2 separate regions of the Homo sapiens genome follow, and region 1 is linked to region 2. The links are chromatin loops, found by intact Hi-C in ENCODE. Cell type or tissue: gastrocnemius medialis. All regions are shown on one strand. Region 1 overlaps TGFBR3 (transforming growth factor beta receptor 3). Region 2 overlaps TGFBR3 (transforming growth factor beta receptor 3).

What was found. A loop is a pair of places that touch in the nucleus more often than their neighbours do. Peaks named below come from ENCODE experiments on the same cell type or tissue, not always from the same donor. Only the 100,000 strongest peaks of a DNase experiment are listed, where the experiment ranks them.
Region 1: a loop joins it to region 2, with 2.0 times the contacts of the local background. A loop is called at or near these places in 3 of 110 quality-filtered maps.

What each region holds. Positions count from the first base shown.
Region 1 is chr1:91,842,938-91,846,937 of GRCh38, forward strand. The region is part of intron 2 of TGFBR3 (transforming growth factor beta receptor 3); the gene reads right to left. Among named protein-coding and RNA genes, the nearest start is that of TGFBR3, 41 kb to the right of the region's middle. In gastrocnemius medialis, no CTCF peak of the experiment used is centred here; DNase peaks (open chromatin) are centred at 2,064, 2,404, 3,224 and 3,504; H3K27ac peaks cover 3,860 bases.
Region 2 is chr1:91,752,985-91,756,984 of GRCh38, forward strand. The region is part of intron 4 of TGFBR3 (transforming growth factor beta receptor 3); the gene reads right to left. Among named protein-coding and RNA genes, the nearest start is that of TGFBR3, 130 kb to the right of the region's middle. RefSeq lists an enhancer at 1-452. In gastrocnemius medialis, no CTCF peak of the experiment used is centred here; a DNase peak (open chromatin) is centred at 2,387; H3K27ac peaks cover 3,701 bases.

The sequences.
Region 1 (4,000 bases), 90 kb after region 2:
ACCCTCTCCCAACTCCATCACTCCCATTGTACCACTGTGGTATTTCCACTGTACTGCTCTAAGTAAAACTTACGGAAAATAAAGAAACTGGGCATCAATAAAGTCTGTTTAACAGCAACATTATATTTCAGGATCAGATCTAATTTTTGTACCAAAAATATGCCTGAATAATAGAACTGCAACTTAAAAGACTGATTAAATATGTCCACCATGTGTTACGGACTGAATGTGTACCCCCCTAAAATTTGTATGTTAAAATCCTAACCCCAGTGTGATGGTATTGGGAGATGGGGCACGCTAACAGGTGGAGCAATTAGGTCATGAGGACAGCGCTCTCATGAATGGTATGAGTGTCTTAAAAGAGACTCCAGAGAACTCTCTAGTTTGTCTTTTTGAGGACTGTATCCATGTGAGGATACAATGAAAAGTCATCAGTCTGCAATTTGGAAAAGGCCCTTTCCAGAACCTAACCATGCTGGCATCTTGATCACAGACTTACAGCCTCCAGCACTGTGAGAAAAATACATTTCTGTTGTTTATAAGACATACAATCTATGTGTGACTTATATGTGACTTTGTTATAGCAGTCCAAACTAGGTAAGTACTATGGTAACATTTTCAAAGAATACTATTTCCAGTAGTTTCATTCATAATAAACGTGATCCTCTGGTTTATATGCATTATCTCATTTATAATCCTCACAAGAACACAACTGAGACAGGAACTACTGATACTTCAATTTTACAAATGAGGACACTGAGCCTGTGGTCACACAGCCTATGATCTGGACCTGAACCTGTGTGCCTGAATCCAAAACCCAAGGTCACAACTAGTGCACGATCCTGACTCTCTGACCTTTCATATGTCTCTGTCAAGACCACTCTTGACACTGTGGTGGAGAATTACTTTCCCTAAATAAAGGTGCAGCAACCCAACAAAGTTACTCTTCATCTTGATAAAGCCCTCAGGTATTACCCACATTCAGAGGGTAAAATCTCTACAAAATCCTTTTGTTACAAGTCCAAAATGAAAGTTCACTGGAGTGACTCTGTTCCAGCGAAACTCTGCTGGGAAAGCCCAACGGCCTGATGGAAAGGCACAACATCCAATCTTTGGGTTCCAAGACTGCCTCTAACTCTGACATTTAGTCCAAAGGAACAAGGATATTCATTTTACTACATCTCTTGCTCAGCAACACTAGCCTTCAGCCTTAAAGAACATATCTCACAGTACACACTGAGCTTTGAGTTCCTACAACTTAGAGCAAAGGCAGCCAGGCCGATAACTCACTTTAGCAATAGCCTTAGTTACACACCCCTGAGCTCACTCTCCAGGAAAGTCAGAGGGAGTATCAGTTTTCATCATTATTAATGAAGAGTAGATTGAAGAGGATAGCATTACAGCTCTAAAACAGAGGTTCTTAAACATAATTCTAATAAGACAGACATGATGAATCTTGTTCACATTTGGACACACTAGAGTCTTCAAAAGAAACTAGTGAAAACTACAAAAGCAGTGCTGAAAGAAATTAAGGAAAACCTAAACAAATGAATGGGTGTACCATGTTCATGAATAGCAAAACAGATACTACAGGCAACAAATTATGAGCACTTTTCATTCTATCACTTGTAATCCTAACTTCTCTTTCTCCCTTTGAAATATTTTTAAATGCAAATAACCATACTTATTTTAGAATAACCTTGAATTTAGTTTTATCTTTTTGAGGAAAATCATTTAAAGTCTTCAATTTAACTATCAGTTGTAATGTTATTCATGATATCTCACAACCTAACTGGGATATACAAGTAGGTCTTGTTATACAGAATTACCTCTCCAAAATAAAAGCATAATGAGACCTTTTAACCATAATAAAGCAGCAAAGAAAAATCATAGTCTTTTGTCAGTACAAAGGCTTTCATAATTCCTCATAGCTCTCAGATCTGTGTTTCTATCAACTCAAAAAGTTGGCTGGGAGTCATATGACAGAAAGGGTTAAAAATACTAAGCTGCTACTCTAGACCTGCTGGCTGAGGAGCAGGCAGGTTGCCCAGGGTTTCAGGATAGCCCGCCTCACACAGAGTAAACGTAGGGGATGCTGTACACCCAGGAATAAATTCCTCAACCAGTGCATACTCTCCTGAGGCATTCTTGTAAGCTTTTTCCAAGTTGAGTAATAAACAGAAATAATAGATTTTTGGGGGCCTTTCCTGAGTTCAGGGAGATCTGACAACATCACGAAATGTTTCGGCACAGTCCTCTGAAATTTTTCATTAGAATTCTTTTCTTCTGAATCATGTTAATAAAGTAAGATTTGGTCTGGGATTTGTACATAAGTACTTACTCACATGTTGCTCAAGCCCAAAAGGACAAGAAAAAGACGCTGAGGCCTGTCAACAGGAGGCAGGGCCAGGCTCAGGAACTGGAAGATTACTGGATGGATGTTTTCAAACAGAGCTACACACAGCTCCCTTATATAACACTCAATTGGCTTTTAGATAAGTCTGAAATATCCTTCTATACTTTGATCTTCAGCTGTCTCCGTTGCCTTCAGAGTCAACAGAAACTGGCACTTGGCTCCAAAAGCCTCAAATCTCTCTCATCTATAAGGGACAGGGACTTCTATTATTTGTCTACAATTTGTCAAGCTGAGTTAATTATAGGTGTTATCATTCTATATGTCAAATGTAGCAAAATAATGCAAACCTGTTTACCTGTTTCTTCCTTTCCTGCATGTAGTATACCCTGACCTTAAATTGGCATGCACTTGATTTCAAATGAAGATTTTTTTAAACAGCATCTTCCAACTGCAGTAGCAGTTGGAAAATTCACTTTTTGCTGACCTGGGCCACCTAAACAGAGGACATGAGGAACCTGACTTGTTTTATTTTAAGAAGAAAAAACTATTTAAAGCCCTGATCCTGGCTCCTTTGAACATTTAACACTTAAAACCTGAATTGTTACACTACAAACTAGAGTTCCTTTTCCTCTATTTAAGAAGAGGCCCTTGCGAAGAATTTATTTAGTTAATGAAAGTTAAACAATTGTGTTTCTCTCACAAAACAAAAATAAACAAAACCTCTTGAAGATGGTCTCTGGGCTCTCTAGGTCTGCAAGTGTCCATATGAGCTCCCTCACGGAGAGCCTAGAGCAGTACACTGGCAGTTTAGAAAACAATATAGCCACAAGCACTTCTCCAAAAAGAAAAGCAACTCCCCTCTTGGCCCAATTCCAAAACGCAATTGAGCCGGGTAAGGTCCAAGCTAATCTCTGTACCGTCTCTCTGCCAACTTTCTCCTGCAGGCATTAGGTTTTTCAGCATGGGCTTTGCAAATAATCTAACAATTAATTAGTGCTTTTGAATTCACCCCATACCATTAATGGAACACTGCCAGACAGCCTTTGATAGGGTATTTCTAGAGCTAATTAAGCTTGGCAAAACAGAGGACACAAACTTCCTGGCACTCACAAGGGCCAGGCTGAGACCTGGCAGGTGACAGACAGTAAAGTTGTCCTTACAGATAATCCTGGGGTGATGAAAATGGCAGGCTGCTTGGATCAGGCTCTCGGAGTCCTCTATAATATGCCAGACCCTACTCTCAAATTATATAACTATCAGGCTTTTCGCATTTGAGCTATTCTTTCACCCTGAAGACATTTTTTTTCTTCTGAGTGAAGATTTGATACTTAAAAGTTTGGTATTGCTTCTAGTCCACACCCCATCCTGTCACCCCCGAAAAGGGTTAGTTTAGAAAAAAACAAAAAGTTGTATACTAGGTTTTTTTTTACTATATCTTAAAATAAATCTCATCTCAAAATGTCCTTCTTCCAATCAAAGAGTCCTTGCATAATCCAAGATTTCTCACTCCTATAACCTCAGTCACGTGGGAAATCTATTTTTTTCACTATCTAATGTCACACAGAATTCCAGACTGCTCCACATGCATGGACAGCAACATAAACACATTTTTGGGAGGGCTAGAAAAAAGCTAGCAGGGGGGCA
Region 2 (4,000 bases):
CCACTGAACTCTAGCTTGGGCTACAGAGCCAGACCCTCTCTCAAAAAAAAAAAGAAAAAAAGAAAAAAAAATCAGGTACATGGAATAAAGTAAAAAGATACATTTAAAAACCTAGTCCCTGCCCAGCACTGTGGCTCGCGCCTATAAACCCAGCACTTTGGGAGGCCAAAGTGGGTGCATCACTTGAGACCAGGAGTTTGAGATTAGCCTGGACAATATGGCAAAACCCTATCTCTACAAAAAATACCAAAAAAAATCAGCTGGTCATGTTGGCATGCACCTGTAGTCCCAGCTACTCGGGAGGCTGAGGCAGGAGGATCGCTTGAGCCCAGAAGGTTGAGGCTACAGTGAGGCATGTTTGCACCACTGCACTCCAGCCTGAGTAAGGGAGTGAGACTCTGTCCTCAAAAAAAAAAAAAAAAAAAAAAAAAAAAGTGCTGCAGCAAGTTTTTACTAGTTTTATGAAATACAGTCCACATACCATAATATTCAGCCTTTTAAACTGTACAATTCAGTGTTTCTGTGTGTATTCACAAGGTGTGGTATATTCACCACTATGTAATTATAGAACATTTTTGTCACCTCCCAAAAGAAATCTCGTATCATTAGTAGTCATTCCCCATTTTCCCCTCCCATCAGCCCCTGGCAATTACTAATCTACTTTCTGTTTCTATAGATTTGCCCATTCTGGACATTTTATATAAATTGGAATCATACAACTTGTGACAATTAGCATCTGGCTTCTTTCACTTAGTATAATGTTTTCAAGACCCATCTATGTTGTGGTATGTATCAGAACTTCAATCCTTTTTATGGCTAATATTCCATTATATGGATATAGCACTGTTTTCATCCACTCATCTGTTGGTAGACATTTGGGTTGTTTCCACTTTTTGGTTACTGTGAATAATGATGCTTTGGACATTTGTGGACAAGTTCTTGGGGACATGTGTTTTGCTCAGTTTTCCACAGAACCATTTTACATTCCCACCAGCAATGTATGCGTGTTCCAATTTCCCTACAGCTTTCACAACCCTTGTTATCGCCTTTTTTATTAAAGCCATCCTAGTGTGAAGTGGCATCTCACTGTGGTTTTCATTAGCATGTCCCTAATGACTCATGATATTGAGCATCTTTTCATGTGTTTTTTGGCCATTTGTGTCTTTTCTCTAGAAACCGTGTATTTAAATTGTAGTATGTCCTTAAAGACAACTTCATACTGTGGCTCTCATTTTAGCAAATTCAGGTTGAAGGTTCAGGCATCATCACCCAGTTAAGTTATCTTACTTTTTTTTTCAGTGTAGAAATGAATGCATAAATAAAAACAGGCTTATGTGATCCTTCTAAGAGATTATTTGCAGTTTCAACATGGCACACTGAGAGGGTAAGATGATTTTTATTTCTGATTGTTCTCTGGGCCACCCATACACCCTGCAAAAGGAAAACTATAAGATTATTACAACTTCATCACGTGTGTGTGTGACTCACACTCAAAGATTCACTACTTGAAACTCAGCCTGAAAGCATCACTCTTCATCCCACTCATATTTCCTAGGTAACCAGAATAACCAGATAAAGGAGCTGCACCTGCAGAGAAAACCAAATCCCACTTTCTCCCTGCCTGACACGTTCCCTTCTTGCCTGTGCTGTGAGGGGGTGAGAAGGACTGAAATGATTTGACAGAAAAAGACAGATGCCTTTATTACTAGTATTAAAGTATGTTTTCAGTCACCCTCAAGGGTGGCTGCGATGTCCTGGGTAACATAAGGCCCTCCTAACTAATTATGAAAGTTTTCCTTTTTTAATTTGGGCAGTCATAACAACACAGACATGTCCATTTAAATAAAAAGGTCACCCTGATAAATGAGTAGATGCTATTACTTGAACTTTTCTCATTGCCCTATTTAAAAAAAAACAGTTAAAAGTTCTGTAACTCTACGTACACAGTAGACAGCTCTGAGACAGAAATGCAAACCATCCAGCAGCATATCAGGAAACAGGCAAGGATACATGCATCGTGGACTGAGAGTCAAGAGACCCATTCGCTTTCCACAGCTCCTTTAGGCTCCCTGGGTAACCTCGGAGAAGACAGTGATGAAAACGGTGAAGCCTGAATTTCCAGAGATCCCGTGGGCCCTCTGAAGTGTTTGATGAACACTTTATATAAAATAATTTAGTTATCTTATCCCCAAACTTTAACTCTTAACTATACAAATGGATAAAGAGAACACACTACTGGATTTCTATTGATCACCAGACCCTCTGTGGCAAAGGCTATCAAGGAGATGAGGAGAAACTAAAATTCATTTCAGGCCACAGAGAGGAAGGGAAAAGCCTGCCCAAGGAGAGTGGCCCAGCTTGTGCAAGGACTTGCATCACTCGTTGTCTGCTGATGTGAGAACGTGAATGAACAACAGATGTTCCATCGTCTCTTCCAGGCCAAGAAGAAATGTGCAGACGGGAAAAAAACCGTTTTCCCTAAAGGAAGCCTGCTGGACAACAAAGCAGAGTTCAGGTGTCCTGGAATTTAAATCCTTGACTTCTCCTGATGCTGCCTCCCACGTGTTGGTAATTTTAGGCTCATTACTTGATCTGCAATCTCCTTACATGGGATTGATCCAAATGGGGCTGACGTTCAATTGTTTACTAAAGCGGCCACCTTCTTTCATTGTTAGTGTCTAAACTGATGACCAAGAAGCAGTTTTTACAGATTTTAAGCAAAATTAAAGCAAATTAATAACTAAGAGTAAGACACTTTCCGTCAAAACCCATGAACTGGCAGACTGAAGAAAGAATCCAGGCAGCGATAAGTACAACTATGACATACGTAGCCCACACTTTCATCTGGACCTATAGCCCAGAGAAACAGAACCCCTTTTGATCTGGGGCCAGCCAAACTAGATATTTCATAAATACAGATGCAAATTCAACACCCGTCCCACATGCTCTTTACTGTGACTAGAAATAAATAAGAGCAGCAACAGCAGGTGATGTCTATAAACATTTTATATGTGATCTCACTTACTCAAGATAACAGCCCTATGATGCAGGGCCTGAGAAAAATCCGGCTTAGAGAAATTAATTTGCCCAAGGTCACTGCTTGGATCTAAACCAGGACATGCACTGCCTTTGCTCATAATGCCTCCATAACCTGCCCACTGTGGTAGCCACTAGCCTCACATAGCTACTAAGCACCTGAAATGTGGCTAAGCAGGACTGAAGAACTGTAATTTAAGTAGCCACGCACAGCTATTTCCTATAGTATTGGACAGTATAGCTCTACAGTATGAGGGCTAAATGTGCATATGACTTTATGATCAGAGCCATTAGTATTACTATCACAAGTAACTTTAATTAGAGGAGACTGACAGTGATTATGAGTACGAAGGCAGACAGTTTAGCATAACAGCTTGTAGAATGGGTCCCATCTAGGTTTGAGTACCAACTCTGCAAGTAACTAGCCATGTGATTTGGCCCACTACTTAACTTCTCTAAATCTTAGTTCTTCATCTATAAGAAAGGATCTACACTATGGTACTGTAGAAGGCTATCGTGAGAATTAAAGTATTAGAGCATTTAGTGACCTGAAATATCCTAAGTGCTAAATAAATGTGCTAGTAATAACAACTAAATAATTACTGATTTTTGATTTTTGGCCTTTTTAATATAGAATAAGAGTTGCAATTCCCAGAAAAGGCTACAATAAAGTTATTGTAATGCCCACCTTGTAAATGTACCTTTTGAGTTTAAATGTTTTCTTTTGAAATTAATTTAAATTTACAGCAAAGTTGCTAGTACAAAGGACTCTACTATACCCTTTTAACTAGATTCATCAGTTTTTAAAACCTTGCCACATTTGCTTTATTCTTCTCTATACAACATGTTTTTTTCCTGAATGATCTGACCTTTTAGCCCTTAATCTTAAAGAGTATTAAGTATGTTTCCTAAGGATATTCTCTTACATAAAAACAACATAATTATCAAATTCAAGGAATATAAC